3 separate regions of the Homo sapiens genome follow, and all the other regions are linked to region 2. Evidence: chromatin contacts called from ENCODE Hi-C or POLR2A ChIA-PET data. All regions are on one chromosome and are shown on one strand. The core of a region is the stretch at or near the end of the contact, and the rest is flanking DNA. Distances in the headings are between cores, read along the strand shown. Region 1 overlaps NANOS3 (nanos C2HC-type zinc finger 3). Region 2 holds the start of DNAJB1 (DnaJ heat shock protein family (Hsp40) member B1). Region 3 holds the start of MRI1 (methylthioribose-1-phosphate isomerase 1).

Evidence for each region. A loop is a pair of places that touch in the nucleus more often than their neighbours do. ChIA-PET counts read pairs that join two places held with the same protein, here RNA polymerase II (POLR2A). Pooled maps may share reads with other maps.
Region 1: a pooled map shows a loop between it and region 2 (4-fold over the local background). The contact joins the enhancer-like site here to the promoter of DNAJB1 in region 2. A Hi-C loop is called at or near these places in 7 of 50 pooled maps. POLR2A ChIA-PET finds 5 or more read pairs at or near these places in 3 of 52 experiments (activated CD4-positive, alpha-beta T cell, activated CD8-positive, alpha-beta memory T cell and activated naive CD4-positive, alpha-beta T cell).
Region 3: a pooled map shows a loop between it and region 2 (4-fold over the local background). The contact joins the promoter of MRI1 here to the promoter of DNAJB1 in region 2. A Hi-C loop is called at or near these places in 4 of 50 pooled maps. POLR2A ChIA-PET finds 5 or more read pairs at or near these places in 2 of 52 experiments (AG04450 and PC-9).

What each region holds. Positions count from the first base shown.
Region 1 is chr19:13,879,381-13,882,583 of GRCh38, forward strand. It overlaps NANOS3 (nanos C2HC-type zinc finger 3), which reads left to right. Exons shown (of 2, transcript NM_001098622.3): 2 at 1,062-1,377. The coding sequence ends at 1,123. It overlaps BRME1 (break repair meiotic recombinase recruitment factor 1), which reads right to left. Exons shown (of 9, transcript NM_001345843.2): 9 at 2,968-3,203. Among named protein-coding and RNA genes, the nearest start is that of NANOS3, 3.8 kb to the left of the region's middle. RefSeq lists enhancers at 616-765, 1,889-1,978, 2,569-2,718. Within about 2 kb of position 1,456, at least 17 of the 41 ENCODE cell types and tissues checked have a DNase peak (open chromatin) inside an H3K27ac peak, as active enhancers do.
Region 2 is chr19:14,516,639-14,519,860 of GRCh38, forward strand. DNAJB1 (DnaJ heat shock protein family (Hsp40) member B1) reads right to left here and starts at 1,759. Exons shown (of 3, transcript NM_006145.3): 1 at 1,501-1,759; 2 at 1-408. The coding sequence starts at 1,711. RefSeq lists silencers at 1,041-1,610, 1,821-2,140 and an enhancer at 3,053-3,222.
Region 3 is chr19:13,762,947-13,766,141 of GRCh38, forward strand. It overlaps MRI1 (methylthioribose-1-phosphate isomerase 1), which reads left to right and starts at 1,576. Exons shown (of 6, transcript NM_001031727.4): 1 at 1,576-1,774; 2 at 1,925-2,163; 3 at 3,008-3,183. The coding sequence starts at 1,643. YJU2B (YJU2 splicing factor homolog B) reads left to right here. Exons shown (of 10, transcript NM_030818.4): 10 at 1-343. The coding sequence ends at 122. RefSeq lists enhancers at 1-303, 2,773-3,195 and a silencer at 1,946-1,995.

The DNA.
Region 1 (3,203 bases), core at 206-2,705, 640 kb before region 2:
GACTGGGAGAGGACGACCCCTCCCAACTACTCTCAGGCAGCTTTGCAGTGAACATTTCTTAAAGTCATGAAAGGGTCAGGTGTGATGGCTTACACCTGTAATCCCAATACTTTGGGAGGCCAAGGCAGGAGGATCGCTTGAGCCCAAGAGTTTGAGACCAGCCAGGGCAACATGGTGAAACCCAGTGTCTACAAAAAATTAGCTGGGCATGGTAGTGTGTGCCTGTAGTCCCAGCTACTTGGGAGGCTGACGAGGGAGGATCGCTTGGGTCCAGGGGACAGAGGCTGCAGTGAGCTGAGATGGTGCCACTGCACTGCAGCCTGGGCAACACAGCAAGACCTCGTCTTAAAAAAAAAAAAAAGCACTGGTCATGGTGGCTCATGCCTGTAATCCCAGTACTTGGGGAAGCTGAGGCAGGTGGATCACCTGAGGTCAGGAATTCAAGACCAGCCTGGCCAACATGGTGAAACCCCGTCTCTACTGAAAATACAAAAAATTAACTGGGCATGGTGGCATGCGCCTGTAATCCCTGCTACTCGGGGGGCTGAGACAGGAGAATCGCTAGAACCCGGGAGGTGGAGGTCGCAGTGAGCTGAGGTCACGTCACTGCACTCCAGCCTGGGCGACAGAGTGAGACTCCGTCTCACAAAAAAAAGAAAGCATGAAAGACTGCCTCCAGGAGAAGATAGTGTTTCCTGTGAGGTTTGATGCTGTCTCACTGGGAGACGCTGGAGGCCAAAAGGACATAGGGAAGATGGTGTCCTGCGGCCAGCCTTTCTGATGAACAACTTTTGGGAGTAACAGATCCGGGGACCCCAGAGCACGGCGGCCACGAGAGGGCACCACAGTCGCAGAATCGGAACTCCTGTGCTTTGTCTCGGGCTCTGGGTCCCAGCGGGGCCGCCCGGCGGAGCCAGAGACGTCACGGGGTCGCTGTCTCCGGAGCAGCCCCTGGGTGGCGCCAGAGGTCCAGCAGGCCCGGAGGCCGAGTCCGTGGGCAACTTGGGGAGCGTTGAGTCATCGCCTGTGATTAAGCATTTCTCTCCCTCCCCCTCCACTAGGTTTCAGAGGTGCCGGGAAGTCTGAGCCTTCGCCCTCCTGCTCTCCCTCCATGTCCACCTAGGAGGCTGCCTACACCTGGGCAAGGGCACCCGGGCTCGGCTGGATTTCCAGGAAGACCCACCCTATGACGACTGCCCCCACTCCCAGACCCTCCCCCCAGCCTGGGATTGAGCCCTGGGGATGACCCGGGGTTGGCAAGGGAAGAGCTGAAATCGCCCTGTCCTTGGGGACCCCACCCTTTGTGCCATCTGCCGTTTCCCTAGTGCTGGGCATCCAGTCAGCCCTCAATAAATGCTTATGAATGGATCAACAACAGACAAGCCCTGGTCTTGGGACAAGGTGTAGTGTGAACCTTGCTGGGAGTCCTGTACCTAGATCTCCCCTTCTCCTTCTTTGAGTTTCGGCACCCTGGGGTGCTGGGGTGAGCTGCTTTGTGCAGAGAAACACAAGTGGGTGCCTTGGGGTAGCTGGGGGGGTTCATGGCACCTCAAAGCCAGATCGACATCATGAGACCCTTTCTGTGGACATTTGGTCTTTCAGCCACCCCCTGCACTGACATGCAAGATGGGTGGACTCCTCCCATCCCACCCCCAGCTCCGTACTGGAGGTGGGGGCTTCATTTGAGGAAGAAATTGACACACAACTAGACAGAGCCCCCCCCCCCGACATCCTCATCACTAAGGAAGGTGAATGTTTATGTCACCATGGATGCCCCAGTGACAAGCCAGGCAGTTTAGAGCAAGGGAGGGACATTTAGGGGGCAGGGAATGGGACCATGTCCTGGGTGGGCTTGGGCAGGAGCAGAAGGATGGGGCTGTTCTGGCAGGGCGGGGGGGAAATGCATGTGGGGGAATCCCCACACCCCTGCCTGCCTCCTCCACCTCCAGATCTTGTCCTGTTGGGGCAACAGGTGGCAGTGCTCAGGAAGCCAGTGCGCCCACTGTGCAGTCCACATTCCTACCCCGCCCCCGTCCCACAAACCAGCCCTGAGGCCTGTGGTCTGGCAGCGGGGAGCAGGAATCGAGCTCTTTGCTGTCCCCTCTGCCCTTGGCTTTCCGACTTAAAAGACTTAAATTGGAACCGGAGGCCCTGGGGATGGGGGTGGGCTCTTGCAGACAGCTGGGTCGTGGAGGGGGAAGTGGGGAGGAGGAGAAAGAAAACAGAAGGATCCCAGCGGCTCCCAGGGTCTGGGAATGGAGTTACAGTTTCCTAGGGCAGAGCCGCTGGGGCTGGAGACCCGGGGAACTGGGCTTACACCAGGGCATGTCCTGGTGGACAGGGGGCTCACCTGGGTGTGAACCCACCCTGCTCTTTCCTCCCCTCCTGCATCAGGTCTCCAGGGTGTAAGGCTGCAGGGTGGGAGGAGGACCCCGCCTGAGCCATGGGAGCTGGGGTGCAGGAGTCACAGAGTGCTTCATGATGTCGAAGGTCCAGTCAGCCTTTCAGTGACAGATTTCACAGAGGCATTGTTTTCTGTAAACTGGGGATGACAGCAGCCCCTGTGGTTGCTAACAGGACTGTCATCTGGCTCGAGAGGCTTGCGTGGGATGAGAAATGCCACGACTTCAGCCATGTTTGCATCCATAACCTCCTGGGATGGCCTCCTTCCTGTCTGGGGCCCACAGGCAGCTTGTCCTGGAGGATGGGCCAAGCCACCGGAGCGCAGGACTCACCCTGCAGCTGGATGATCGCCCAGGGCGTCTCTTAGGCTTCGACCCGCGTGTATGCTCAAGAGCCTGCACACAGATGTGGGCACACAGTCACCCACCCCTGGAGATTCGCCCCCCCCTTGCTTTCCCAGGGAAGCTGAGGCATAAAACTCGTAGAGGGCGAGGAGGAGGAAGTGGGTAGAGAGGTTTGTGGGCGGAAGGTGAAGGAACTGAAGCCTCAGCCCCAAACAGCAGGTCACGGGGCCTCTACAGAATCATTTATTATGGGTCTTCCCAGAAGAAATAAAATGGAAATGGGGAGAAAGAAAACAAAGGGAGCTCTCTTCTCCTCCAGGAAAGAAACAAATTCTGAACCATCCATACTTGGCTCAGGACCCTAAAATTTGCAAATCCGGACAGGATGGGCCCTGCTCAGAGGTGGCCAGCTTCCTGGAGCCCAGGCCCGCTTGAAGTCACTGGGGCTGTGGGAGA
Region 2 (3,222 bases), core at 509-3,008:
CGATGGTCAATATTTTGTCTTCGTTTCGAATGCTCTTTCCGTCGGGGTTTAGCCGCTTGTGGGAGATTTTCATCTTCTTGGTACAGCCGCTGTAGATCTCTTCAAGGGAGACTCGAAGGTCGTGGGTGACTGGGGGATCTTGCTTCTTTCGGGCGGGCTCTTGGGCAGAGCGGGAGCGGCCAAAGTTCACGTTGGTGAAGCCACCCATGCCCATAGGGAAGCCAGAGAATGGGTCATCAATGTCCATGCCTTCCTCCCCGTTCCGCTGCCCAAAAAAGGTGTCAAAGGGATTTCTGCCACCGAAGAACTCAGCAAACATGGCATGAGGGTCTCCATGGAATGTGTAGCTGAAAGAGGTACCATTGGCACCACCGCCGCTACCGCCACTGGGGCCACTCCCCTTTAGGCCTGAAAAGCAGATTTAGAAGCAGTCAGATGGCTGAACAGCAGACTCTCTCTCGAGCTTCCCTTACAGGGGGAAACAGCTTGGAAGCCATGGGGGAGGAACTTTTTTGTCTGTCAGGGGAGAGCAAGGAAGAACCCCAAGTTTCTACCTCTCACTGCCAACAGCAGAGACGCCCCCCTACCAACAGTATTTCCGCGTAGCCTGACAGTGGAAAAGGACTCATGCGGTTAGGTGTTCACCTCCAGGTGCCACCTAGGCCCTGCCACTCCTGGACTGACCCATCCTCCTGGCAACATCACCAAGAGATGGCTAAAGACACATGGTCCAGGGTCGGCTTTCGGTAAGTGTTTACTCTCAACGTTTTAGGGCTAATGGTGCGTAGGAAGAGAAGAAAAAAAAAAACAAAAATAAATAGGGAGTTTTTAAATCCTCACACATTAGCATTCACTGCCACCATCCTTGCACAAAAAGTCAGCTCCAGATCAAGCCCAGAAGCCAGCCTGAATCATCAACGGGCACAGGAACAAAAAGCCCTGCTCTCCTTACCCTCCGAGGCGGCCCCGCTCTCCGGACCTGGGCGGCCGCTGCCTCCTGCGTGCCCTGCCGGGGCCAGGTCATCACTTCCCGGGAATTATCCCAACCCAGCCCCCAAGCCCACGAACGGGGTCGGCTCCTGCATTCACAACCCCTCGCCCCGCAGCTGAGCCGGAGGCGCCGCCCCGCGGACCCCGGCGGCCGAGCCCAGGTGAGCCCGGGTCCGCAGCGGGCTCCGCCGCGCCGTCCCCGTCGTCACCCCCGGCTCCCCCACCCCCATGCACCGCACCCCGGGGCTGCTCGGGGCCGCGGGAGGAGGCGCCCGGGGAGGGGCAGCCCCAGACATGCTAGAAGCTTCTGGCCGAGCGGCTGGGCCAAGGCTCCTCCTCCCACCGCGCGGCCGCCAATCCGAGGGCGGAGGCCCGCGAGGCCGGAGGGCGGGGCAGCTCGGCCCCACGGCCCGGGGCGTCCTTCCCGGGGGGCCGCCGAGAGGGGCCAGCGTGCCTCAGTTTCCCTGTCTGTCAAAAGGCGGGGCCGCGCCCCTGGCCGCGAGCACACACCTTCCTCCCCGTAGCGGTCGAAGATCTCGCGCTTGCGCGGGTCGCTGAGCACGTCGTAGGCCTCAGCGATCTCCTTGAACTTCTCCTCGGCGCCGGGCTCCTTGTTCTTGTCCGGGTGGTAGCGCAGCGCCTGGCGGCGGTAGGCCCGCTTGATCTCCTCGTCCGACGCGCCGCGGGCCAGGCCCAACGTCTGGTAGTAGTCTTTACCCATGACCCCCTCCTGCGGCCCGCCGACCCGCTGTCGCCGTCCCCCGGCTCCGCCGCCGACCAGTCCCGGACTCTATATACCCGTCCGGCGGAAGCTTCCAGAGCCCGCCAGCCCCCTCCAGAACCTTCCGCCCCGCCCGCCCCCGCGGCGCCGGCCAATCGCCGCCGCCCTTTCAGCGACACGCGACATCCGGGGCGGGGCCTCGCCGTCAACGGCCGCCCGCGCGGGGCCACGCCCCCTCCCGCTCCGCCCTCGGCAACACCTCCCCGCGGCGCGCGCGCACAGGTCGGAGGAGGCCCCGCCCACCTTTCGGGACGAGCCAATCGCGACCTTCTTTCCCTCTCTACGCGGCCCCAGCTACCCTGCGTCCCGCCCTCCGCCTGGGTCAGTAGGTCGGGACCCACAGCGAACTTGCTGTTCCAGGAAGGGGTGGGGCCTGGGACTACCCAGTCCTTTCCCCGGGAGGCGATGAACCTGCTCGCCCTTGTCTCGTGGGGCCTGCGGTGGGCTCCCGCCCGGTGACGCCGGACGAACTACCTAACCTGTGTCTGCCTAACCCAGGGGCCCCCTTCTATCTACAACATGGCAATAAGAGAACCTATCAGGCCGGGCGCGGAGCCTCATGCCTGTAATCCCATCACTTCCTGAGGCCAAGACAGGAGGATCTCTTGAGCCTAGGAGTTGGAGACCAGCCTAGGCAACATAAGGAGACTCCGTTTCTATTTAAGATTAACAAACAGGCCGGGCGCGGTGGCTCACGCCTGTAATCCCAGCATTTTGGGAGGCCGAGGCGGGCGGATCACTTGAGGTCAGGAGTTCGAGACCAGCCTGGCCAACATGGTGAAACCCCATCTCTGCTAAAAATATAAAAATTACCCGGGCGTTGGTGGCACGAACCTGTAATCCCAGCTACTCAGGAGATTGAGGCCTGAGAATAGCTTGAATCGGGGAGGCGGAGGTTGCAGTGAGCCGAGATCCGGCCGTTGCACTCCAGCCTCGGCAACAGAGCGAGACTCCGTCTCATAAATAAATAAAATAAGTAAAATAAAGTAAAATGAACAAAAAACCCACCAGCGCTATTCTCCCAACCGTGGGGAGAAGGATTTTGGGACGGAAGACTGCCTCTGTTCTCACCTCCTAAAGCAAGGTGAGGATCTGGACGGAAGCGCATCTCCCAAGGTCCTCCCAGTCCCGCCTTCTTCCCTTTACTGCCCTCTCAAGATCACTTGCCGCTAAATTTGAAATTTATCTTGTCTCTTGGCTTTCAATGTGTCTTCCCTCCCAGTCTGACATCGCCACCTGGGCAGGGGCCAGGTCCTGTCTGCACTGGGTCCCCAGTGCCTGGAACGCAGTGAGAACCTCATAAATATTCCCCGTTCTTACACACGTGCTTCTTTTTCTTCCCCAACTACCTTTATAATTTGGGGGGACATAGGTGTGTCACACACCTTTCAAGGCCTCTGTTTCCTCAATTGTAGGCAACACGATCGCGTTTGGCTCTGAAAGTCTGGGGT
Region 3 (3,195 bases), core at 326-2,825, 750 kb before region 2:
AGGACAAGCCCCTGTCGCCAGCAGGCTCCTCCCAGGAGGCAGCTGACACCCCCGACACGCGGCACCCCTGCAGTCTCGGCTCCTCCCTCGTGGCGGACTACTCCGACTCGGAGAGTGAGTGAGCGATCCCCATCCTGGAGACTGGACCCGCTCTAGAGGCCCGGACACACCCAGGAGGCCCCTCACAGACTGCAGACCCCCGGCTCGCCCACCAGCCCTGGGAGAGCTCAGATGCCGCATCCTCCCCAGACCGCGCCTTCCTGCAACCGTGGAGTTATTTATTTGGTCCTGGTGAGGGTGTTTGTGCCTTGTGAGACTCCGTACATTAAAGACCTGTCTCTTCTTCCCTGTCTTGGGTTGTTAGATGGACCCTGGGGCTGCCCCCCCACCCCCCCACCTTGACCAAGCTTGGTAGGCCTCTCATCAGCAAATGCTGGTATAGGGTCATAGCTGTGACCACAGACATGGTCCCCTTCCAGAGTAACAAGAGTCTCAAGGTGGTGGTCCCGGTTGGCCAGGAATCAGGACAGACTTCCTGGAGGAGGAGGCATGGGCCAAGTGTGAAGGGTGAAAAGGGGGCCAGGAACCACACACACAAGGCCAGGGACAAGGCACACGGGGTACCCAGGATGTGTGCCAGATGCAGCAGGGGCTGGAGCACACAGGTGTGAGCTTTTTATTATACCCAGCCCAGGGGTGGCCCATGGAAAAGCCCCCCGTGCATGTTACTTTTGGGGTTTTTTTGTTTTGTTTTTGAGACCGAGTCTTGCTCTGTCACCCAGGCTGGAGTGCAGTGGCGCGATCTCGGCTCACTGCAACCTCTGCCTCCTGGGTTCAAGTGATTCTTCTGCCTCAGCCTCCCGAGCAGCTGGGACTACGGGTGTGCGCCACCACGCCCAGCTAATTTTTTGTATTTTTAGTAGAGACTGGGTTTCACCATGTTGGCCAGGCTGGTCTCGAACTCCTGACCTCAAGTGATCTGCCCGACTCGGCCTCCCAAAATGCTGGGATTCCAGGCGTGAGCCACAGCGCCTGTCCTGCATGTTACTTTTGAATGAAACCGAGCAGAAAATGGCCCAGAAACAGCCTTGCATCCATCAAGGGGCACACGACCCCCCACTACCTCCCCCTCAACCTTGGAAGATCATTTAACAAATTCTTTGGTTTGAACACTTGATGTTACCTTGCCACTGGGGATACATCCCTAACTCTAGACAGCAGGTTGTTAAACACGGGGCCTGGTATCCACTAGGCGTCCCATAAATGCTGCCACTTTTGTGGTTCCGAGGAGGCGGCTCACTCCGTTCGGGCTTGGCAGGAGTCGTGGAGTGGGTTCGGCCACGTGGAATCCGCGTCCTGGGAACCCGTGGAATCCGCGTCCTGGGAACCCGTGGAATCCGCCTCCTGGGAACCCGTGGAATCCGCCTCCTGGGAACCCGTGGAATCCGCCTCCTGGGAACCCGTGGAATCCGCCTCCTGGGAACCCGTGGAATCCGCCTCCTGGGAACCCGTGGAATCGGGTTGGATGCGCATGTGCGTGTCTCTTTTTCCGGGGGAGGCTCCGCCCACGGCCCCGCCCCGCTCCCAAGTGCGCGCGGACCCCTAGCTCCCTCTGAGTTGCGCTGGGCTTGGCTGCTGCACCATGACCCTGGAGGCGATCCGCTACTCGCGGGGCTCCCTGCAGATCCTAGACCAGCTGCTGCTGCCCAAGCAGAGCCGCTACGAGGCGGTGGGCTCGGTGCACCAGGCCTGGGAGGCCATCCGCGCCATGAAGGTGCAGCGGGGCGGCGGGGCGGCGGGGCGGCGGGGCGGCGGGGCGGCGGGGCGGCGGGGCGGCGGGGCGGCGGGGCGGCGGGGCGGCCGGGTTGGAGGTGGGAGTGCGCCCGCGCCTGCAGCTTCCGACGCCCAAATCCCTGCCCCGCAGGTGCGGGGCGCCCCGGCCATAGCCCTGGTGGGCTGTCTCAGCCTCGCCGTGGAGCTGCAGGCGGGCGCCGGGGGACCGGGACTCGCCGCGCTCGTGGCCTTCGTGCGCGACAAGCTGAGCTTCCTCGTCACCGCCCGGCCCACCGCTGTCAACATGGCCCGCGCCGCCCGCGACCTGGCTGATGTTGCAGCCCGGGAGGCCGAACGGGAGGGCGCTACGGAAGAGGCGGTCCGGGAGAGGTACGGGGATCTGGTACCAGGCACGGCGCTGAGCAGGAATTATATTGACTCTTTTTAAGTACAGTGACCCACTATACAGATGGGGAAACTGAGGCACGGCGACCTTAAGTCCCTTGTCCAGGGCCCCACAGATGGGGAGACTGAGGCACGGCGACCTTAAGTCCCTTGTCCAGGGCCCCACAGATGGGGCCCAGAGTCTAGCCTGGGCAGCCTGGCCCTGAAACCTAACTCCTTAATCGTGCCTCCCCTGAATACACGCAGCCCCTTATCCGCCCTTGGAGGCCCTTTTTAGTATCTCCGTGTTCTCTTGGTTTCTGCTTTTGAGGAACTTTTTTTCCTGTCCTGGTCCCCTTCCTGCCATCTTTTTCCCCCCACTTCCTTTCTGCTCCAGCCCTCCCTGCAATGTCACTTTACCCCACCAAGCTCGAGCCTGCCTTACAGCCTTTGCACGTGCCATTGGTGCGGGCCAGGTATCCATAGCGCCCTCCTCCACCATTCTATATGATCCAGCTCACCCGCTGCTCTCTGTTGCCTGATTCTGCCGGCTTTTCCTTCATTTTATTATCTCTTCATCAGCTGGCTCACTCACCCCAGTGTCAACTCCACAGGAGCAGAGATTTTTGTCTTGTTTACTGCTGGGTCATACCGGAACTGCTTGGTAAACATGTCTTTGCATGAATGAACGGAGTGACACTTCGGTGGCCCTGGCCGAAGGGTCCAGGCCCCACAGCAATGAGAGGCTTTGAGCAGGAGGGCTCCAGGACAGCAGCGTTAGGCAGAGAGGAGGCGTTGGCCTGGGCCCCGGGTCCTGGTGGCTGGTGCTGAAAACTCCTTGTCACCCCAGAGTGATCTGCTGCACCGAGGACATGCTGGAGAAAGACCTCAGAGACAACCGAAGCATTGGGGACCTAGGAGCCCGCCACCTCCTGGAGCGGGTGGCCCCCAGCGGTGGCAAGGTGACTGTGCTGACCCACTGTAACACTGGTGCTCTGGCCACCGCTGGCTATGGTACAGCCCTAGGTGAGAGGGCCT